2 separate regions of the Mus musculus genome follow, and region 2 is linked to region 1. The links are chromatin loops, found by intact Hi-C in ENCODE. Cell type or tissue: heart. All regions are shown on one strand. Each heading gives the region's core, and the rest is flanking DNA. Links, peaks and the distances in the headings are about the cores only.

Region 1 (8,000 bases), core at 1-8,000:
GGTGCTTGCCACCAAACCTGAGGAACTTTGACCTCCTCACACACTGTGACACGTGTTCCCCCCTCTCTCTCCCTCTCCCTTATCCCCCCCTCACACACACACACACACACACACACACACACACACACACACACACACACACCAGACCATCGTCTGCATTTGTTTTGTTTCCACTGTTTGACACAGGAAAAGAAGTGACACAAAGTAAGAATGAGAATGAGAACACAACATGACAGGAGCCTCCATATTGAATGTGTTTCAAACACCACTGGATAGAATGGAGTAAGGCAAAAAAAAAAAAAAAAATTAAAGTTTTTTTTTTCTTATTCAATCAAAAAGGGACACATTCGACTGAGGATAGTGTGGTAGGGACAGTTCATGACTACTTGAGGGATATTATTAAATTCTAGTTAACGATATTGGAATATACCTCTATTCTATCTACTTCCAAGCCAAGAGAAAAGGGTAGAAAGTCTTAAACCATATCAAATGAACGGAAGCCAGGAGATGAAACCAAGAATATGGTTTTACCTGGACTCTCAGCCTGCGGCAGGAATGTCAAAGTCTAAGGCTAGCCTGAACTATAGAGTGAACATGGGTTACAAGGTCCCTGTCTCAAAACTAAACTGAACTAAAAGAAAATCTACAGTCACGCTGTGTGTTTTATTTCCTAAACACATTTCAAGTGTGCCTTGCATGGGTCTAAGTGTCCTCAAATGGGGGCAACTTGGCACTATCCCCCTGTAGCCTGAAACCCTTATCTACATCTGGAGGTGCTTTTGGTTGCTCCACATGCTGACAGCAGCATCTAGAGATGTACACTACAGTGTGTACCCAGGAAAGCCCCATCTTGACAAGGAGTTACCCATCCCTAAACGTCCCTAAGTAGGAGAGAACTTGGAAAACGCAGAGCCATGGCTCTTTCCTTCTGCCCCTTCTCTCTGCTGGGTTTTGGAAATAGCGATGCCAGGAAAGAGGAATGAGCCTCTGTAGGGCAGGTCTGCAGACGTGAAATCACAGGATGAATGATAGCTCCGGGAGCAGGTTCAACTAGGAGCTCTAAGGGGCCTGTCTAGGGTGCTTCATCACCCACCCAAAGCACCCTGTGGTTAAGTTCTCCAAGATCAGTCATGGCAGCTTTAGAAGTTCCCCCAAGCCAGTGCTATCTGCTTCTTATGACATTTCTAGAAAACCTCAGAGCAAGCCTTCCCAGGACTGTTCTAGTCAGTGTGGTTGTCCATATTCCCTCCAGGACTGAGTGAGCTATGACACATGTCCTGGGTAACTGCACACACTGGCTTCCCTTACACAAATGGCCTTGTTTTAACAGCACAAATATTGGAACAGAACTAAAAAAAGGGGAATTTAGTCCTTTGTGAGTTACCAAGTGTGGTGGTTTGAATGAGAATGGTCCCCAGTTGGTGGACCTGTTTGGGAAGGATTGGGAGGTGTGGCTTTGTTGGGGGATGGCTTTGAGGTTTCAGAAGACTCTCAACATTCCCAGTGGATCAGAATGTGAGCTGTCAGCTGCTCCTTCCTTCTGCCACCATTAACTTAACTATAAACCCTTTGAAATTGTGACCCAAATTAAATGATTTCTTTTATAGATTGTCTTGATCATGGCATTTTATCACAGCAATAGGAAAAAAAAAAAGTTGGTACCCAGAGTGGAGTCAGTACTGTTATGATGCACCTGACCGTGCTGGTTTTTGGGGGAGGAATGTGGAAGACTTTGGAACTTTTAGCTAGGAAAGCAGTTGACTCCTTTAAGTAAGGCTTAATGGGCCATCCTAGCACAGGCTTGGAAGAAAATAGTGCTCAGAGCAATGTGAACCATGGAAGAGCCATTCAAGAGGTTTCAGAGGAGATCACTATTGGACACACGGCTCTATATCATTCTTGTGATATTTTAACAACAACAACAACAAAATATGAGGCTGCTGACTTCTCTTGTCCTTAGAATCTGCCTGATGCTAAATTAAAAAGTGTTGGAATAGTTTTCTTGGTGGAGGAGAGTCCAAGACAGCCTAATATTGATTCTGTCCCATGGTTGGTAATAAATCAATAACAGAGGAAATTTTTTTTTTTTTGCAAATGTGATTCAACAGGCCAGGCTCTATCCACATGGGCAGTCAAACATAGCAGTGTCATCCACATGATCCTAGATTTCAAGTCAGAATGGATACATGAGTAAAGGGACCATGGAGTCTTCCTCTATGGTTGAGGAGAGCCCCTGAGGGCAGGTGTGTGGCAAGGGAGTCCCTACATGAAGCTACTGAGTGAAGCTAAGCCTGGATTGCTCTGGCGATCCCAACGCAAAGGAGGTGCTGGAACCATAAGACCCTGCCAAGAAGAGCTACATACAGGGAGTGGAAGCATCCCGAGAGGGAGAAGCATGGTGCAGTCAGCAGAAAAAGAATAGAGCAGTGGTTCTCAACCTGTGGGTCGCGACCCCCTTGGGGGTTGTAGATCAGATCCCCTGCATACCAGATATTCATGGCTGTAGCAAAATTACAGTTATGAAGTAGCAACAAAATAATGTTATGGTTGGGGGTCCCCACAACATAAGGAACTGTATTAAAGGGTTGCAGCATCAGGGAGGTTGAGAACCCCTGGGGTGGCGCCATCTCAGTCCTCTGACTTTAGACATGGAGCAAGAAGACCCAGAGATTGCCCTGTGAGTTTTCAGTCTTGCGCTGGCCCAGTCTTTTCTCACTGTGTCTTCTCTTCTCCCATTTTGAATTGTAATGTATATTCTGTCCTCTTGTATGTTGGAAGTATGCAGCCTGCCTTTTTTTTTTTTTAATTTCATACATGGTTACAGTTTAAGAGATTGCCTTGAGTCTCAGCAGAAGACTTTAGACTTTTAAACAGTGTTGAAACTGAAAGACTACCAGGGCTTTTGCAGTTAGACTAGATGCATTTTGCATTACGATCCCACAAGTTTGTGGGGGACCAGGGAGTAGAATGTGGTGGAATGGCCCCCCATAGGCTCATATGTTTGACTATTCCAGTTGGCGGGCTGTTGGGAAGAGGAGGCAGGGCTTTGTTGGATGAAGTGAGCCTTTGGGGGTGAGCTTTGAGATTTCAAAGTATTCAAAAACATCTAAGACATCAATTCATTGACGTTTTTGTTTACCAGGGTAGACAGAACCAACCACACAGTCTAGCATGTGCGTGAGGTGAGTGAGGGGCAGAAAAGGCCTTCAATGATGGAGAGACTCTCGGGCCGAACAATCATTTCCTTAAAGACGTGCTTCCCCAGACCTGCTTTAAAGTTCCCTCTGCAGATAAAGCTAGGCAGGTAGCACCGACTTACACACCTTAAAGAAGTTGCCCAAATATGGGAGCCTTTACCTTCCCACACCCAACCACTTTTATAATGTTAAATGTGAGAAGAGACCTAAGCTCCATGCTCTGCCGCACAGCGTGATGACGGAAGCTAACAACAATTTCATATTTCAAAAGCAACAGAAGCAGATGTGTCAATCAAAAACGAAACTTTAAAATAGACTTTTTTTCTCAGGCTGAAGAGGGGAACCATAAGAGGTGCCAGTTGTTTGGACTGCCTCTAGTACCCATAGGTTCTCTCCAGGCCGAGCCTGCAATTCTGAGAAGCAAACACTAGATGGCAGCAGTCTATGGGCGGGTGCAGACTCCTAACCGATCCACACCCAATCCCCAGAACTAAGGAAAATAAAGACATGCAAAATCCTCTTGGCAGTAATAAAATGTTAACTTGTTGCCAACATTTACAGGTTAACCACAAGGTCAAATTCCTTCCTGATTTTCTGAAGCAAAGCAAGGTGAGTATTCTTTCTCTAATCCTAGCCTTGTCAGTCACTTCTGAACAAGCCCTGGGTAACACATTCACTATGATTCTTTGGCCCAGAAAGTTCTGTTGTCTCACTGGCTAAGGGAAATATTCCTGGTTCCATCTGGTCAAAGAAGATAAGTTACTTGGTCCTTCTGACTAACTCTAGCATATGGCCCATGCACTTCATAGTTTACTGTGCAATAGGGAACAAGAAAAAGAAACTTACTCTAAGTACTACCATTTCATTTTTAAAAACTGAGTTCAAGATCCCAGGCCCTAGAGGACTTGGGGACTTCCCTATAGTTGACCTGTTTCTCAAGGACAACTTCTTCATCTGCTGACAGGGTCAAACAAGTTCACGTTCCCAGGCCTAGGAATGAACACCTATCCCACTTCTCCAAATGTTTTCTTAATGCTCTGTTAACTGGTAAAGAATACAGAAATTGCTGTTATCTAAATCAAGGTGCCTATGTTGTAAAAACATATAATCAATTGCCTGTTATGCCCTAATTAACTGCACGAGGCTGACCTACTCCTTTCTCCACACATCTCTCTGAGCTCCAGACCCAATGTCTAGGAGAATGAATTAAGGACCTTGAAGCCAGGTACCCTGGATATGGCCCAGTCTCCATGGGTACTCCCTTGCTTAACCCATAATGTCAAAATACAATTGCAAGACACAAACTAACACTGCATCGCTCCTAGCTCCCCCTTGCTTTGTGTTCCCATCCTTTAAAAATGTTGTACAATCTCCCTTCAGGGTTACGGTTCAGATCCTGAACTGGCCACCTTCCTGAGCACTCAGAAAATAAAGCTTTCATTTTTAAGCTTCCACATCTGAAGTATATTTTCTTGGCTTCCACCCTGGACCCAACAGTAGAATGCTTACACAAAGTGATGTGTTTGGCATCTATAAAGAACCCTTCGATAAATAATAAATAAGTATCAATTAGCTATCATCCCAACTATGTGATTCCCTGGGAAAGGCAAAACCGTAATAATAAAAAGGTTGGTGGTGGCCGGGGAGGGCGAGACAAACAATAGATGTTCACAGTAGTGAAACTTCTGCATGACGTTTGGCCACACTCGTGGAATGTGTGACACTCAGGTGAACCTTGATGTGAACTGTGGACTTTGCGTGATCCTGGTGCATCTGTGGATATTCATTCACCATAAGAACTTCACTGCTCTTGAGGGATATTCACAATAGGGGAAACTCTGTGTGTGTGTGTGTGTGTGTGTGTGTGTGTGTGTGTGTGTGTGTGTGTTTGCTGGGCCCAGGATCCATGGGAAACCTCTGTGCCTTCTGCTAACTTTTGCTGTGAACCTAAAACTTCTCTAAAAACAAAACAAAACAAAACAAAACAAACAAAAACGAGTAAACTGAGCCCAAGGGGGTCTGCCTCAGTGCTAGAGGGCTTGCCTCGAGCACACAAAATCCTGTACCACAGATATAATTAAGAGTGATATGAAAAGGCCCTCACCCTCCCACTTGGCACAGGGACAGAGGGAGACTGCCTGCTCTCCCTTGAACATCTTTCTTCCGTTCTGGTCACCCCTTTGCTGCCTGTCAGGGCCTGTGACCTCCTCCTCCTGGTCTTTCTCCCTCTCTTCAGGATAGTCCAGATCTCAGACCCCTTATAGAATCAATGAATAAAGAACTAATTCTAGGACACTTTGTTATTGTTCGCAGGACTCTAAATATATTAACTAACTCACTCTTCCCAACAGCCCTCCAAGATGGTTACTGCTAACATCATCCTTATTTTCAAGATAAAGAAATTAAGGCACAGAGGGACTATGTAACTTGTCAAGAACAGCACAGCAAATGAAGACTCAGCATTCCTGTCCAGGTACCCCGCTTTAGACCCTCTGTTCTTCCCAGTCAGCCCAATTCTTCTCAACAGGAACCAGTCCCCTGAGGTCTGATGTCACCAGTCCCCTGAGGTCTGATGTCACCAGTCCCCTGAGGTCTGATGTCACCAGTCCCCTGAGGTCTGATGTCACCAGTCCCCTGAGGTCTGACATCACCAGTCTCCTGTCTTATGTGCACATTGTGCTTCTTTAAACCAGGAAAGGATATGTTATTTTTTTTCTGGTGATGTCATTTATCTGTAGGCAGGTTATGCAATCCTTGATGTTGGTAGAAGGAGGCCAATTGCCCATGAGTTTAAGTAAAGAACCATAGGTCTAGAAGATTCTGCCTTATGGTCTGATTTTCAAAAACCTGTCTGACTCTTGGTAAGAATTAGTAATAACCTCATTTTAAAAGTCCACTCACCCCATCACCATGTAAGCTGTGAATTCTACGTTGTCCACTTGAAACTCACTGGGCCTAGAAGCCTAGTAGGTTTACATAGGTGTTTTCCACATACCCACTGGAATACCACAGCCCTGGCCCTCAGAGTTAGAGCCTGATTCTTTCTCAGGCTCAGGATATCACCAGAATGGCAGGATGTTGGATCATGAAACAGTGTGAGTTTGGGGACAACCCTGAGGTGATTAAGGAACAGACTCTAGCACACTATGCCCTCTTGATGAGACTATAGAGACCAGTTCAGACACCTCTCTGATTGTCTAACTCAATGTGACTATAGAGGCCAGTTCAGATACTTCTCTGGTTGTCTAACCCTTGAGTGCCAAGCTTGGTACTTGGACTGTAACCAATATCAGTTTGAGGATGGTTGAAGGGTGTAAGAATATGAAGTCATTTGCCAGCAGATCTGGACCAGGTGGCTTACTGGAGTCTCAGAATAACACCACAGTCTAGCATGAGCTCCACAAATATCAAGCTCAATAGATCTGCTTTTTAGCATTGTCTCATTTCTGAGAGGAAGCCTGTAACATCTGGTTCAAGCTTCATGACTACAGCAGACACAGAAGACAGACAAGGACACATATAACAAACTTCATAGGTTCTCTGGTACACTGTCTATGAGCACCCAAGATGGCAGACCCTATACTGGGTACTATTAGGTCCTTGCTTTTGTGGGACCAGCTGCCACTAACTGTAAGGAAATGAGGTGTCCTTAACAAGCCAACAATCTCAGATACTCAAATCAAAATGGAACCTTCACCTTCCGGCTGTACAATCCCCACCATGGACCCCAACAACCTCTCTCTAAGCCCCACCCCCCAGTTCCATGGAAGAGTCAGCAGAGTTCCGTTTTCAGTCAATGTGGATGGATGTCATGGGTAGAGTCAAAAATCCCCCAGAATGACACTTTGGGCCAAACAGAAGTAACACTTGGCAACACTCCTTGAAAGTCTTTCAGCAATTCTGACCAGGCTAACTGCCTCTAAACCACCTCAGAGGCTAGCTAAAAGTTCATCTTCTAAGGTCTTGTAGACCACAGGACCAAGGGTGGGGTTGGGACGCTAGTGTTTCTACCTCCCAGGTAACCACAATGTGTGCTCAGATGTTGAAGCTGCTTTTACACTGATGGGGCCGCACAACAGGGAAGGGAGGTTTGACCAGGGGGTGGCTGATCAAACTGAAGGTATTGTGGCCTTGGTCAAGACCAGGCTAAGCACATAGGTTTAGCCACAGGGTCCTCTTCTGTCTCAAATGGCAATGGGATACAACAGCAAAGGGTAAGGCCTGGCTTCTTAGACTGTCCTGTCTCACTCTAACGATGTCATTCTAATGATGTCATCAGCCTGCCATCAAAATGGTCATTGCTTCCACTATCTCATTCCCAGCCATGGCTTTTGCCCCACATTTCCTGGTCTGGAATGCCCAGTTCCCCAACCTAACTCCACCCACTATCTGCTAGCTGAAATCTTTCACTTCCTTCCAGGAACAGTTCAACTTTACTTTTGGTCACCTTCTCCTAGTAGAAGACTGTTTGAGACACACCCATTCTGTCTCTAATTATAATTAACGGCATACATGCCATCTCCAAACACTGCAAACTGATTTGATGGTGTGCTAACCTAGGTACAAACTGAGTACGTACCTCTTGGAGCTTGGGATGCAGCCATGGGCAGCCCAGACTGAGATCCCTACCTTTGAGTGGTTTCCTAAACCCAGGCTAGAGTTCTAGAAACATCTCTGAATCACTGAGTAACAGCAGCAGTGATGGGGGGGTCAGAGAGACAGGCAGCTTAGAAATGAGGGCAGGAACAGGCAATGGTGGGTGGAAACAGGCAATGGGTGGGTGGGTGGGGGGTTGGGACAAGC
Region 2 (15,890 bases), core at 3,439-11,438, 180 kb after region 1:
TACTCACAAATGCTCCTCTCTTGAGCTTCCTATCTCTTTTTGGTCCTCTCCTCTCTTGCCATATCCAGGTCTAGCTCCAACCAGCTTAAGAGCAATCCCTGCTTCCATGCAGGGTGTACTTGGCAGCTCTCCTCCTTGTCTCATCTTTTAAGGCTCATTTCAGGGACCCCTTAGGCCCCTCAGCCTTTTGTTGAGGAGAGATTCTTGTCTCTAGTCCTAAGATGGCCCCACATGCCCATGTATGTCTCTGCACTAACGTAATTATTTATGATGGTATATCTCCATGTGCGTGTGTGTGTGCGTGTGTGTGTGTGTGTGTGTGTGTGTGTGTGTGTGTGTCTCCTCTTATGGTCCAGGGTCATTTTCAGTGGATCCAAGGAGCCAAGCTGGTGGTTCCTAGAGGATGAAGTAGAAGGGTATCTCAAAGTGGGTTTCCTACTGGCCTCCTGTCAGAGTTGGCTGGAGGGAGGTCTGGGGTGGAGAAGTTTAGACAGCTATTTAATTTATAAACATTTCCAGACTAATTTGACTGAGGCCTTGCCTCTCACCTTCACCCTGACCTTGAGCCAGGCTATTACACTGCCCAGGGGGACAGATAAACACCCCTTAGAAATAAAGTTGGGGAAACTCATATTTCTATGTCCAGTGCCTCAAGTAAATTGTGAAAGGGATCATTGTGTGATCTGAACCTGCCTGGGTAGATGTGGAGGAGGAGAAGGGGAAAGTGAATGTTGGAGAGGAGAGGGCCTATAGGTCATAGCAGATGCCGTATCCCCAAGATTCCTTCAGTGCTTAAAAAGACAATCTTTATAGTAAGAGCCTGTCAATGTAAACTATTCTCTCTTTCTTAGGGCTGTGATCCAGTTCTGAGCTGGTGATAAACACTCCCCTGTGACTTTTGGTCAATTCAGCCACCAGATTCCAGCCAACATGACTCTTGCAGGTAGGTACATGCACCAGTCAGTGATGGACACCATAACAGAAGCCATCCCCACCCCCCTCTTCATGTGTATACTAAGGTGCATGTGTATGTGTGACACACACACATATGTGCATGGCCTACACGTGTGTTCAAATGCATGTAGAAATCAGAGGACAACCTCAGATGTCCTTTCTCCGGATTCCTCTGTCTTCCTTTTTAAAAGAAAGGGTCTCTCATTGGATTGAAGCATGTGGATAAGGCTGACCGGCCTGTTAGTGCCAGGGATCTTCTTATTCCTGCCTCCTCAGTGGCTTTTCCATGTGAATGCTGAGCCTCAGAACTTGTGTTTGCAGGCAAATATTTTACCAGCTCTCCAGCCCTCTTTCTCTAGGTATGTGTGCATGTATAAATGCACAGAAAGAAAGGGTAGAGAAACCAAGAGGCAAAGTCATTTATGAGTGGTGGGTGGGATCACAATTGAATTCTTCTTTCTCATTTGCTCCATGTGTATTATTTAATTTTAAAACAATGCCTTTGTAATAGTGTTGGAACTATGCCTTCAAGTTTATAAGAGAAAATGAACACTGGGCTATGTACTGAGGGAGTCTTTTATATTATAAATAAAACACGGTGCAATGGGGATAGAGCTGCAGAGGCCCCCATGATGACCTGTGACCTCCAGAAAGACTCAATCATGTCAAGAGTACATTTCTACTCTGTGGACAGCTTCTCCCTGGTTTGATGCCTATGCTGGGAAGATTTGAGGAGACTTCCACCCTGACCCCTTCTACAGTGGGCCTGGACTTTAAGGAGAGTAGCAATGAAGTCTCTCTATTAATATGTTTACCCCTTAGGCAGAAATTTCAAGTACTTTCACAAGAATGAAGTATAGATTTCCTACAAGCTAGTATCAAAGCCTTGGTTTATCCTTGAGTGGGAGTAGGAGATGGAGGGACAGGGTCAGGGCTGCTCTTGGGATCTTTACTTGAGAGTATTTAGCATTTGGTAGTAACAGAGGATAGAGTCATTTGGGTGAGTGAGAATGTCAAATTTCAAGTGTGAGGTGGCCCAGGCTTGGGAGCCAGAAAGTCTGAGCTGACTCACAGAAGTGCTGTTTTCTGGGACTGATGGACCCATCGTCACTGATGCACTCTCTTGTAGCCTATAAGGAGAAGATGAAGGAACTCCCACTAGTGTCTCTGTTCTGCTCTTGCTTCTTGTCTGATCCCCTGAATAAATCATCCTACAAATATGAAGGTAAGTGGGGGCTCGGCTGGGATAGGAAAGGGTGGAAGCTTCTGTGTCCTGTGTTTGTGGGTGTCCCCCCATTGACTCCTATCTCATAAAACTGTCCTAGTCATAGTGTGTCTTCTTTCCCAGAGCCCGAGGGGTCTGAGCCCAGGGGATGTGGTCTGGATGCCAGGCAGCCACTGGGGATCTGGATTGGGTCATCCTGGAGCACTCGCTCCTAGAGTCCCTTTTGCACATTCCTTGACGCCGCAGAGGATGCCAGGATAAGCCAGACACAGGTTCTGAGATTCTGTTCATGGAGACACAGAACAGAAAAGAAAACTTGGTGTATTCACCAGGGCTTCTAGGGACAGATAGAGATGCTCCCAGACAGGCCCAAGGCCCAGGCAAGCACTTCCAGCCTGGATGGTGACAGTGGTGCTGTCTGAGTCTCAAGACCTATCAGAGGGTACTGGATTGCCATGCTCTCAGGAGGAGTGGTCAGGGGACAGATAGGTCATCTCTTCATTTCTCTTTGCAAGGAAGGGATGGGTTTGGTCTGTCAATAAGAGAGATGGGTGTTTGGATGACCTGAGACTGTTTTTTCCATTTAGGCTGGTGTGGGAGACAGTGTAGGAGGAAAGGTCAAAGCCAGCGGAAAGGCAGTGCTGACTGGAGAGAAAGAAGAGAACAGGGTAGGCCGGAGCCAGGGGTGAGGTCCACAGGCCATCAGAGGGACAGGGCAAGGAGGGGCTGGGGTGAGGGTGGGTGAAATGAACTGGTTGTCTGTCATCAGCAAGGAACAACAGCAGGTGGTGTTGCTGTGACTGTTATCACAAATCACAGCTCCTGGGATCCTTGCCTAGGGAATCCTCAAACCTTACTCTGTCAAAGTCACTGACCTTAGGATCCAATATTCAGGATCAACCAGCCCCCTAGTCATTGGTGTGCCTTGGGACTCCCAGCTTCCCTGTGTCTGTGTGCATGTTCGCATGCTTGTTGGGGCCCCAGCTGCTCCTCAGAAGGTGAGCAGCCCCAACTCTGCCCTCCACAGCAGATACAGTAGACCTGAACTGGTGCGTCATCTCTGATATGGAAGTCATCGAGCTGAACAAGTGCACCTCGGGCCAGTCCTTTGAAGTCATCTTGAAGCCACCTTCCTTTGACGGGGTGCCTGAGTTTAATGCCTCCCTCCCAAGACGGCGAGACCCATCATTAGAAGAGATTCAGAAGAAGCTAGAAGCAGCAGAGGAGCGAAGGAAGGTTAGCAGCTGCATGTCTCTTTCTCCCGTCTCATCGTGAGCAGGACGTGCAGCCCCATAACTCTTTGTCCCATCCCAATGGGAGTGGGAAGGATATTTAGAGAGCACCTCCCGAGCCCTGGGCATAGACCAGGAATTCTCAGTCTTCCTAGTGCTGCAACCCTTTAATACAGTTCCTCATGTTATGATTACCGCCCCCACACCATAACTGTACCCCATTGCTCTTCATATCTTCATAATTATAATGTTGCTACTGTTATGGATTGTATGCAACTATCTTATATGCACCCCCACATGTTGAGAACCACTGGTGCAGACTAAGACACCACCTGAAGGAGACAAAACTATGAGTATACACTGGGTGAGCTTATAGTTTGGCTAATGGCTAAAGTGTCATAGTCCTCTCAGAGCTGGCTTTGTATGCAGCTTCCTTCTTCCCCATTGATTCTCGCTCCTCAGCTCAGATGCATTTTAATGTGAGCCTTTCTTCATCTTTCAAGGTAAAAGAAAAAAAAATAGCTTTCTCCATTTAATTGGGTGGTCCCTCCCTTTATATCCATGGCATTTATCACACACACATCTGAGTTCTGTTATTTATTAATATGCATGTTTACTTCTACTAGGCTAACTTTCTCCTTTTCCTGGTGTCTGGAGTTGTGAGGGTCTTGAAGTTCATATAAGATCACTTAGTACTTGTGAATGAATGAGCGGAAGAATGGATGAGGAAAATGAGAGAAGAGATCCAGAAGCTATTTAGGAAAGGGCCACTAAAGTCAAAGATGATGGAAAGCTTTGCAGGTGGTCTGAGCTCTCTGCTTCTGTGAAAGAGGACCAGGTTCAGGGATGCATCTCATCCGAGTGTGGCACTGTTAAGCTGTGATGGTAGAAGTTCAACCTAAAGGGTCTTCCTCTTTCTTGTGTTGCCCTAGTACCAGGAAGCTGAACTCCTGAAACACCTCGCGGAGAAACGAGAGCACGAGCGAGAGGTGATCCAGAAAGCTATCGAAGAAAACAATAACTTCATCAAGATGGCAAAAGAGAAGCTGGCCCAGAAGATGGAGTCCAATAAGGAGAACCGGGAGGCCCATCTGGCTGCCATGTTGGAGCGGCTGCAAGAGAAGGTAATCCATGCTGGATTGGCAGGAGGCTCCTTCCGTGGCAAGAACGTGTGACCTACACACCACTCTGGTGGAAGTAGCCTCTGCAGGAATGGAAATGCTTCTCCCAGGCAGGGTCCTCATTGTTCTAAGGGGATGATTTGGGAAGTCATAGGCAGGAAGCTCACATCACACTCTGGGGTGGCCTCTGGGGATCTTCTAGGGTTTTACAACAGAAATTACTCACTGTCTCAGGAGCCAGCTCACAGCCTTCTTTTCTAGAGAAAACCTGTCCAGTGCAAGTATCTCAGGAAAGGCACATGTCTACACACTTCTGGCTTATCGTTGAATGGGCAGATTTGGGTTAATGAAAGATGCTAACTTGAACATGACTCTGAGCCAGGTTTACAAGCTTGGTTGCCAGAACAGCAGGATACAGAATTCTCCCCAGAACTCCTCATAAGGGCAGAGAGTAGTAGGTTTTCCTCAATAGTCTGCCTTTGTCAATAACTCAAATGTCACCTGCCTATGAGCGGTGTGAGAGACTGAGGTTGGTCTTCCGTGTCATTCTTTGGAAGACATGCTGGCCTCATTCCCTGAGTCCCAGGCTGCCTCAGTTTCTCCTGCAGCTCCTGGGAAGCTTTAGCTCTGTGTTTTATTTCCAGGAGCCGCCTGCTGCGCGGTGACTCCCGGGACCGATCGGTGGCCTCGTCCCATGGTGAGCAGCGTGGTCCTTATTCCTTCCCGCCTACCCACCTAGAACCTCAGGCCCTTGGCAACAGTTACCAGAAAGATCTGGCTTCATCCAGGCATGTGAGCTGCACAGGCTGGCCAGTAGGTGGCAGCCCCATGCTCTGATGTTCAATTCCACGAAGGACAGCATGGCTTCTTTCTCCACTGAGTGCCTTAGAGGAGGGTCACAATCCGAGCATGACCTTGGGCTTCTCCAGTTAATGAGAGATATTGTAGGAAAATTTAAGATTGCCTTTACTTTTTAATACTGGGTCTCATGTATTCCAGGCTGGCCTCGAATTGGCTATGTAGCCGAGGATAGCCTTGAAATTCTTATCATTTTGCCTTCACCTCCAAGTGCAGGGATTGTAGCCTGCCCAGCCTGTTCTATGTAGGTTCTATGCAGGTGTGGGGCTTAAACCCAGGGCTTTGTGCATGCAAGGTAGGCAGCTGCTAACAGAACCACATCCCCAACCCCAAGGCAAATTCTTGAGGAAACCACAGTTTGGATGGGAGAGGTTATGGGCTTATAGACCCAGGTTAAAACATATCACAAAGCTAGACTGTATTGGAGCACTTGAACATTTGTTTATAAAACACTTTCATTTTTATCATAACATGGTTATCGAAAGTTTACAAGGCAAACATTCTTAGTTCAGACAAGGAAACCATTCCAGAGGTCAAATGATTCACAGAGATCTCCATGGTATACGAACAGTGAAGCTGGCCCTGGCCTCTTGTCCAAGTGACTGCTTTCTTGCCTGGCTCAGAGGCAACATCCCAGTATTTTCTCACTAGCTTTTTCTCATCAAGGGATTTCTGGAGACCAGAGGCCAGAGGCCAGAAACCCAGGGCTCTGCATAGCCAACTCACTTGAAACCAGAGATGGAGGCAGAGGTAGAGTGGCAAGGTTGTGTGTGGAATGTCAGCTGTGTACATCAGGTAGAAGCTAAGAATCAAGATGCCAGATCAGATATCTGAGAGGACAGTTTTCCTCTGAGACCTGATCTCCACTCATAATTACTCACTGGAGGAAGCAGGAGGCAGGAGGCAGGAGGCAGGAGGCAGGAGGCAGGAGGCAGGAGGCAAGATTGAGAGCTAGGTATATGTTTTCCTCTCTCCCTCACACCTCTGTCCCCAGACCTGGGATACCTTCAACATCAACAATGTTGTCCATGCTAGCTCTTGTGTTGTAGGTCATGACCAGAATTCCTAGGCCTAAAAACCCCATTCCAGACTTACTGCCTGACTTTCTAGGGGTAAGGTCTGACTCTGTGTGGACTCCAGGTCATGTGATAGATACCATAGTTTGAGAACCAGACATACTGCTCCTTGCTTTTAGCCTGTCGGAATTTCTAAGGGCTCCTGGAAAGACTAACTGTGGGTGAGGGTGTATCTTAGGAACCTGGGTGGCCTCAGTGGCTCTATTCCAGGTTAATCTGTCAACTCGTTGTGACAACACTGGAATCTGGGAGGGGGATCATTGGGTACCTTTTGTTTCTCACAATAGGGACTGGGAAACATAAAGAAGAAAAACACATATATGCTCCCAGCCTACAAGGACACAGATATTTATTTAGTGATCTGGAATCACATGGAGGCAGGTGTGGCATGGTCCCATGAGTGGACACTTGTCACACAGTTTCAGAGCTGAGCCAGCTGCCCATTCTAGTCCCTCTGGAAAGGTCCAAGAAGTTGAGTCCCAGTTAGATAAGACAGTCAGTTAAGGTCACACAGCTGGCTGGGGGTGGGAAGGAAGATCTAGTCTTTTGGCTGAAATATGCTACAAAGCAAATGAAGGTTGTCTTCCAACACATGTAAGGGAGCCCACTGTCTGGAGTCAAGCACTATTTCCCAACAGTTCTCTGTCAGTATGTAACTCAAGGGTCCTCCTCCTTCAGTCAGAGATTTAAGACGACGCTAGAGAGATGGGAGAGAAACAACACATCTGTGGTGTGTCAGGGATGCTGGCAACGGACTCATTCTTTTCCCGTTCCTTCTAAGCTGGCTGTCCTAAGCAGCCCCTTATGTTTAGTCAAGTGACCATTTTGAGCACCAGAATGACCAGTAGAGATAGAGAGGGCCTAGGGTATCTTGGGGTCACTGTGAGGTGGGTCCCCTGCAGGACGTGGGGACTCACCAGTTCGTGCACTCTGTGCCTTACACACCTGTGTCCCGCGTCTTACTCGCCTCCTTCCTCCCCTTAGGATACCTTCGCTGACAGCTCTGCTCTGCCCGTGGTGACCATCTTTTGCGTTCCATTCTCTTGCCCTTTGTCCTCCCCTGGCAGCCTTGTGTGACCCGCCTTTGTCCCTCCCTTCCTCCCCAGGACAAGCACGCAGAGGAGGTGCGGAAAAACAAGGAGCTGAAGGAAGAGGCCTCCAGGTAAAGCCCAGAGGCCAAGGAAGTTTCCAGGACAGCCGGACAGCTCCCGTAGCAACCTGGTTCCAGCAGCCTCGGCTGCTGGCTGCTCTCCCAGCACTGGGGTTCGGGGGGAGGGGGGTGGCCAAGGGGCGTTTCCTCTGCTTTTGGTGTTTGTACATGTAAAAGATTGACCAGTGAAGCCATCCTATTTGTTTCTGGGGAACAATGATGGGGTGGGAGAGGGGACAGTGAGCGTGTGGAAGAGGGAGGTGAAGATGAGCCCAAGGACATTGTGACACTGTCCACTGACTGCAGACTTGGGCCAAGGCCCCCGCTTTTCATGGCTCTGCCTGGACATCCGGCCTCCAGGTTCCGAGTGGAGAGAAGATGAGAACTGGGGTAGAAGTTCAGAGTGAAGGGCAGAGTCCTGGCGGGGTGGTGGCTGCAGGGCCAGCAGGACAAGCCCGTCTGGATGGAGTGAGACCTGCCCTGCAGCGGGTGGGATAAGGTCTGTGTGCGTCTGTTCATTGTCATCTTTTGATCATCATGACCAATGAAACATTTACTTCCAGTCTCCAGTGTTTTTATTTCCCATATTGGCTCTTTGCAGATGGGTAGAGTGTTTTAAAAGTTTGGCTTCCCACCTATCGGATGGCAGGTACCTTTTAATGTTTCCATCTAGGTATCCGGTGTGCTGGTTCATGCTAGACACTGGAATGATGAGAGCTTTGCCTCTCTTTCTCCTTTTAAACTCCTTTTGTGGGCTGTCCCTTGGTGGCTGGAGGCCACCGAGCTGATGAGAAAAGAGATGCTGTCTTTCCTATCTGTAGACTCACATCCTAGTACAGTCCCAAGGATTCATTATAAGAAGGACATTCTTAGCCTGTGTAGCTGCTATAACAAAATACCTTAGGCAGGGTAATGTATGAATGACAGGGATCTACTGCTTACAGTTCCCAAGGTGGGAAGGCTAAGATCAAGATGTCTGCTTTCTGTTAAGAAAACACACAGTACCTTCTTGCTGTGTCCTCTTGTGGTAAAAGTATGACAGGGGTCCATAGGCCTGGTTTATTATTTGCCCCATCTGTGAGGGGAGAGACCTCTGACCCAATCACCTCCTAAATGCTCCACCACCTGGTATTATGGGGGATGAAGTCTAATATATGACTTTTGAGGGAACAGCGCCATTCAGATATAGCAGAAACCCTCACCAAGGGCTTGGAGTCTAGACAGATCACAGAACTCCAGTGAGGAAATTTCATTTGTTAGAAGAAAGCAGAAGGGCCATGCTCTCTAGGACTCTAGGCCAGGGCTTCAGAGGACAGCCCTTCTGACTCTCTTCTGCAAGCAGGAGTGAGGTGGAGTCTTTATGAGCCAGATCCCAGGGCATCTCCACAACTTGCCTTAATGTGTTTTTGTTTAGCTTTGTATACAAACTCTTTACGGTTGCCTTAATATTCTCTTGGCAGTGCTGCTATAAGTGAGCGTCAGTTTAGGGTAGAATAGCTGGAAGAACAAAGGTGGCAGTGATGGTGAAGGTGACGGTGATGATGATGATAGTGGTGGTGACAATGATGTGATGATGCTGATGGTGATGGTGGCAAAGATGGTAGTGGTGATGTTCCTGGCAGCTCATACTTTTAGGCAGTACCTATTAGATGCCTATTTTCTAGACTTCCCACAAATGGGGCTTCATTCTTTGTACCAACTGTAGGAGAAAGCTGCTGCTGTCATCCCATTAGCCAGAACAAGAAACTGAGGCATAGAAAGCATAAATAGATTGCCCAAATTCCCACACATAGTAAGTGGGAGAAGAGGTCTTGAATTTGCAGCTTGTTCCCAAAGTCTATATTTTTAGTCTCCGCACAGTACAGCTTTCTGGCTCATCTAAACTAAGCCACAAATCCCCAGTCAGGGTTTCTCAGACCGAGTTGTGACTCACTGGGTGGTGAGACCAACTCTGTGGTCCCACTCAGCTTCTTTTTCTTTCTTTTCCTTCTGTCGTGCTGGAAATGAAAAGCCATAGTCATAGAGGAAAAGTATTTTCTGCCCAGAATTGACATAAATAAAAGTTTTAATAAAGAATAGACACTGTAGACAGACGCACAGTGAGCAAATTCTCAGAGAAAGAATCACTCATTATAGCAAGGCGTTCTTATAGTGAAGGGATCTCTATGGGGAAGGGGACCTTGTAGGAGTGGATCGTTACAGGGAAGGAATCCATGTAGGGAAGGGATCCTTTCTTGCAATTAAGTTACATGACTGCCTTTCCTGGACCATCTGTGCAGGGTCTATTTGAACAGATAAAAGGAAGGCAGCTTGCTTTCTCATTACCAGTAGCTGTTATAACATCATTTGTCTTTCCTAAGGCTGGCTGTTTGGATGAGGTCCTAGAGTCTTGGGAGTTAGGCTTTAAGTAGGGCAGAGGCCATGACAAATCACTATGTTGGGTTTCAAGCAGTTAATGTCTCACGGTTAGAGTATTTTTGGTGTTTTACTTTTGGCTTTCTTGGTATGGTTTTTTCCTTCTTTCCCTTATTCTCTCCCTCCCATCCTTCCTAGTAGAACAGAAAACAACACATCAAAATTAATTTTAGTAATGAAAGTATGTTTTCCTGGAAATTATCAATTTTTATTTTGTGGCCATATTTCCAGGGCACCACACAGAACACATTTCTTCCTCAGGTTGACAACCAAGAACCCTTTGAAAGCTGCAGCTTTGGGAAGAGCTCAGAGACAGGATCAGGCTGTCTAGGCTGCAGTCTTTGGGGGCTTCAGGAAGCTGCTGTGGAGGCCAGTGTAGAATGAAGCCTGTGACTTCAGATTTGCTTTTTTCTTGATAAATAGAGAAAAGAGAATAGCCTTGAGGGTCTCATTTCAGAAATTAACTCCATCATCATCTTCACCTCTTCTGTGGACTGAAGGCTAGGAGCTCTCTCAACCCTTCCTCTTCCCCTGTTCCCTTCCCATTCTCAGACAGTTGCCCTTCACTCAATGCTCTTGTCCTTCTATATGCTTGTCCCTTGCTTGGGTTGTTCTTCCCTTCCTTGCTTGGTTCCTAACTGTTCCTTTAAACCCAGCTCGGATGTTATGTCCTCTACTCTGCTAGAGCTTCTGCTTTTGTGTATTCTGGTTACACACACTTCATTGCTTAATCTCACCTATTAGACAAGACCAGGTTTAGGAATCTTTGCGTCCTTAGCAGTGGGTGTTTGGCTAAACTGGGATTAAGAACATCAAGGTGACCTACAGATAGGTGAGTGAGAGCTAAGGATGAAGAAAACAGTCACATGACAGCTCCACTTGTGTAGCCTTTTCCTTAAGCTCCTTGTAGAAGATGGAGATCTGAGGTGGCTGACAGCCTGGAGAGACAGCTCAGTTGCTGGATGTATAAACGTGAGGAGCTGAGTTTGGATTCCAAGCACCCATGTAAAACCCAGGCATGGTGCAGCGCTGGGGATTTGAAGACGGGAAGATCCCTGAGGCTTATTGGCTGGCCAGTCTAGTCAAATTGGTAAAGTGGAGGTTCAGTTTGAGACTGTCTCAAAAAAGTGGGGAGCAACTGAGGAAGATGTCTGGTGTTGCTCTCTGAGCTCCAACATGCACCTTCACCTGCACACACTTGCACAAATGTGAATGCCAAAGATTGGAGGTAGCTGATCAGGGTTATGCAGAAGGTTGAAGTTCATCTCCATGACAACTTGAGACCTCACCAATCCCTAGCCCTTGACAGAAGACCTGAACACAGGACAGATGTGTATATCATGGAACATCTTCCAGAGTCTAGGCCACCAGTAAACATTTCCTGCAGTGAAAGTGGCCACAAATCAAATGTGGCAGGAGGGGATGAAGTGGATGGAGGATGAGTTTATAAGAGACATGTGGTTCTGAGGTCCTCGGCTAGTGACTTTCAATGGTAAGCACTCTATAATCCTGAAGCAGCAATTTTGCTTTAAGCAAGCAGAGAGCACAGCGTTTTCTTTGGATGACTGGAGCCTGAATGGTGGATGAGCACCAAGGGGCATCCCATTCAGCCCCCAAATATAAATTAGAAGCCTGTTGATGATTATCTAATGCCAAGCCTAAATTATTTTACATAGAAACAGCTTTCCCACAGTTTAGCTAAGAATCAGTATATCTTGCTCAGTACACAGCCTTCCCCTCATTAAACTTCAGTGAACACTGGAATCCAAAGATATGGGAGATTAAAAACCCTAAGGGAGTAAACCAGCTTCAGTAGGCACAGGAAGGAGTGGGGTGGAGACACACTCTTGCACATCCATCCCTCCTTGTAGTAATTGTTGTAGAAATCTGGCCCCAGGTTTCTACCCTGCCTTAGTTATTTAAGTTCCCAGATGACACACTCACAGCTTTCTATTTACAATAAGCCTTTAAACAAACAAGAGCTGGACAGATATCTACCCTCCATGGTGATAGAATCTACTTACTATCTAAAACTCCAAGTTATTACTCTATTTCATCTGGGAGACTCTTAGCTCTAATTAGGCAGCCCTCGGGGCCAGGTTATCTTGACTCTTAACCCTTAGTGCTTCTCCCTCCTCCTCCTGCACTCTCTTTCCTCATGGTCCTCCTCTTCCCGTCAAGCCCACAAACCCCCACCTATGTCTCTTCTGCCCAGTTATTGTCCATTGGCATCTTTATTTACCAATCAGAATTATCTTGGGGGCAGGGTCACAGGGCCTACTCTAGACTCCAGGTCTTGGGGGCCCCTTGCTTAGCATTACAATAGTCAGTAAAAGACACAACCTTAACAATTCCTAGAGCAACAGTAGAGAGAAACATGAAAAGGAATAGATACCCTACTTAGGAGGGATCATGGCCCTTTGTACTGTATATTATGTACAAGTCTAGAGGACTAAGGACAGAGCACAGCCCACACTTACAGCACATCTTCCTGATCTAGGAGAAAAGCCTCTGCTCTTGTGAAATCTACAGGGACAGCAGGAAACTCAAGCACCAACACAGTGCAGAGTAAGGGAACATAGTGACCTCCCTAGTGAAGACATCACAGGAGTGACACACTATGGAGTCCAAATGCACCTGACATATTCAACATGACAGCATGATATGCCAGCACACATCATTAAGAGATGGCTGGCATCTAAAATGGCTCTTGCTTAGAAGTGGAAGAGATACCAGCCCACCAGGAATCTATTGTATGTATTTTCTAACATGAACATAGAGGAAACATGAAAACATGGGGGCACAACTCCTCCCAAAGTTCAGAATTCCATCAACTGACTCCAAAGACACTGAAATGGGTTAAGGGTTATAGAACGAACTCAAGAATGTTTTTATTTATTTTGTTTTATTTAAAGAGCTTTGGGTAGAACTCAGGCCCCCATGCTTGCTATGCAAGGGATGTATGAGAATAGGTTTTTACTGTGCAGCTCAGACTGGCTTCAAATTCATAATCTGGTAAGAAGCAGTGGTCTCTCCCTGAGTGCTCGGATTACTGTTGTATATCTCCACGCCCACCTCAGAAGACTGATACTAACCAAAACTAATGAATTCCAGTAAAATACAAAAAAAAATAGCCAAAATGAATTAAGGAAGACAGCATAGGATATGAATGAGAATTTTGCAAGAAAGAAAGAGAGAGAGAGACAGAGACAGAGACACAGAGAGAGGCAGAGAGAGAGAGGAGAGAGAGAGAGAGATCTGGAAAAGGAATCCAACAGGATTCTTCAAAATGAAAAGCACAGTAAGTCAAATTATAAAAAAATTCAGTGGGAAAACACTCCAAACAGACTAGATGAATCACAGAACAGAGAGAGAGAGGTCAGAGCTTAAAGGCAAGGTTGATAAATAAGAGCATGTAGACAATAATTAAGAAAATAATGAAGTGAGCAGGCAAGACCCCTGGGACATGAATAAGAGACATTTTTTTTTTTTTGGAACAGAAGAAGGTGCTAAAGTGAACACTAAAGGCGTAGAAAATGTATTCAGTGAAATAAAAGCAGAAAATTTCTAAAATCTAAGGAAAGGTATGGGTATAGGAGACATTTGTAATCCTAAGCAAATGTGGCCATGTTAAAGGGTAACAGTAAATATTGAAGGAAGGTTATTGTAAGCTGGGAAATGCCAACTTACTTATAAAGGTAACCCCATCAGAACAGCAGAGAGTTCATCATGGAAACTCTAAGAAGGCCAGGAGAGTCTGGGGTGATGGACTTAGTGTCGGCTCTGAAAGGAAATAACTGCTAAGTCTGGATTTCTAAAAGCAACAAAGTTGTTCTGGAGGTGATCTGAAGGATAAGCACCTTCCAAGATGTCATAGTAAGTCATTCTATGTGATGACTTCAAAGGAGTCTTAAGTAGAGGAGGTAGAGACATGGCTACCAAAGCACAGGAAAGGACAAATCCCAATGTGAGCTCATTAAATGTGCAAATAAAAGCCAAGAAAGGATTGAACGATAGAGAAATAACAAAATGAAAGGAATAAATACATAACAAGTATATCATTCAGTGTAAATGGTCTGTCTTCTCCAGTTAGAAGCCATGATCTCACTCTTTACATGAAGCATCAGACTGGATGATCAGCTGCCTGCAAGAAACACACCTCACAGGTTGGAGAGATGGCTCAGTGGTTTAAGAGAACTGGCTTCTCTTCCAGAAGTCCTCACAGTTCGAATCTTTTCTAATGGGATTTGATTTCCTCTTCTGTCTGATGCCTCTTCTGTTGTTCAGGCATACATGCTAATAGAACACTCATATACATGAATAAATAAATAAATAAATAAATAAATAAATAAATAAATAAATTTAAAAACCAAACAAAACCCAATAACAACAACAAAAAAGAAACACACCTCCCCAGCAGAGGCACATGCAGATTGAAAGGAAAGGATGGAAAAGTCATGTTACAGAGGAGTGGAACTCCCAGACCAGCAGGAACAGGTAAGTTCATCTCCATCATAGCAGACCCCTCAAAAGTCACCAGAAGAGACACAAATCTCTACACACAAGCAAAGGGAATGATACACCAAGTAGATATTGCAATTATGGATACATGCATAATGAATGTTAGTGGAGCCATGCTCAAAACGTAAACTCTAGTAAAGAATCATGGGACAGAGAGGCCCATACATGTAGTAGTAGGTGACTGTAGTAGTTCTTTGTTATCAATATATAGGTCATTTAGACAAAACCCAACAAAGAAACTGCAGAGTTAATTTACACTGTGGACTCAGTAGAGATGAGTCACATATAAATAGTCCATCTAACAACTACATTCTTTTCAGTAGCTTACATGACTTTCTGCATAATAGAAATATTTTAGAATACAAAGCCAGTCTTAACAAACACAAGAAACAAAATCATATCTGGAATGGTATCAAACTGTTACAAAATACAACTGGCAATAGTCTTAAGAGAAACTCTAGAAAATATATAATAATCACATGGAGATTGAATATACGTTTTTAAGTGCTAAGTGGATCATTGAAGGAGTCAGAGGACATTTAAAGAGTCATGTATAAGGACTTAGCATAGCGCCAGATGCACAAGTGCTTCATAGATACCCAAGCTGGCAATGGGTTCTGTTGCTCTCAAGAATGACCCCAAAGTCTGCTTCCTCTTCCTTATGGTAGAGCTCCAGATGCAGAAATATCCCTCATTGTTTTCCTTCGAGTGAACTGTCCAGGTGCCTCCAATAATGACTTGTCTATAAAGATTCACAAATGCTCCCAGTTTTAGTCATTGCATATGGATGTTGTGGTGGTTTGAATATGCTTGGCCCAGGGAGTGGCACTAATAGTGTGGCCTGTTGGAGAAAGTGTGTCACTGGGGGTGGTGGTGGGTTTTGAGACCTTTCTATTAGCCATGTAAGAGTCACTGTTCTCCTGTTTGCACTTGGATCAAGATGTAGAGTGCTCAGCTCCTTCTCTAGTACCTTGCCTGCCTGGATGCTGCCATGCTTCCCACCATGAAGATGACATGATGATAATGGACTGAACCTCTGAACCTGTAAGCCAGCCCCAATTAAATGTCCTTTATGAGTTGCCCAATATTAGATGCACAAGTTTCACCTCATGTGAATCCAAGTGGGGCTGGCCTTTTTGGCAAGTTATTTGGCAGCACAGAAATTGGCTTCTAGGATCTGTTCTGGCGCACGCCTTTAATCCCAGCACTCGGGAGGCAGAGGCAGGCGGATTTCTGAGTTCGAGGCCAGCCTGGTCTACAAACTGAGTTCCAGGATAGCCAGGGCTATACAGAGATACCCCGTCTCAATCCCCCCAACCCAAACAAACAAACAAACAA

What was found. A loop is a pair of places that touch in the nucleus more often than their neighbours do. Peaks named below come from ENCODE experiments on the same cell type or tissue, not always from the same donor. Only the 100,000 strongest peaks of a DNase experiment are listed, where the experiment ranks them.
Region 2: a loop joins it to region 1, with 2.1 times the contacts of the local background. A loop is called at or near these places in 3 of 42 quality-filtered maps.

What each region holds. Positions count from the first base shown.
Region 1 is chr14:66,179,236-66,187,235 of GRCm38, forward strand. All of the region lies in intron 5 of Ptk2b (PTK2 protein tyrosine kinase 2 beta), which reads right to left. Gm52098 (a long non-coding RNA gene) reads left to right here. Exons shown (of 4, transcript XR_003951030.1): 2 at 3,759-3,806; 3 at 5,549-5,670. Among named protein-coding and RNA genes, the nearest start is that of Gm52098, 4.7 kb to the left of the region's middle. In heart, for the core only: a CTCF peak has its summit at 3,625 (motif pointing right); a DNase peak (open chromatin) is centred at 3,616.
Region 2 is chr14:66,353,503-66,369,392 of GRCm38, forward strand. Stmn4 (stathmin-like 4) reads left to right here. Exons shown (of 6, transcript NM_019675.3): 2 at 852-943; 3 at 2,084-2,179; 4 at 3,207-3,415; 5 at 4,344-4,535; 6 at 7,573-8,178. The coding sequence starts at 931. The coding sequence ends at 7,632. Among named protein-coding and RNA genes, the nearest start is that of Stmn4, 17 kb to the left of the region's middle. In heart, for the core only: a CTCF peak has its summit at 5,343 (motif pointing right); a DNase peak (open chromatin) is centred at 7,019.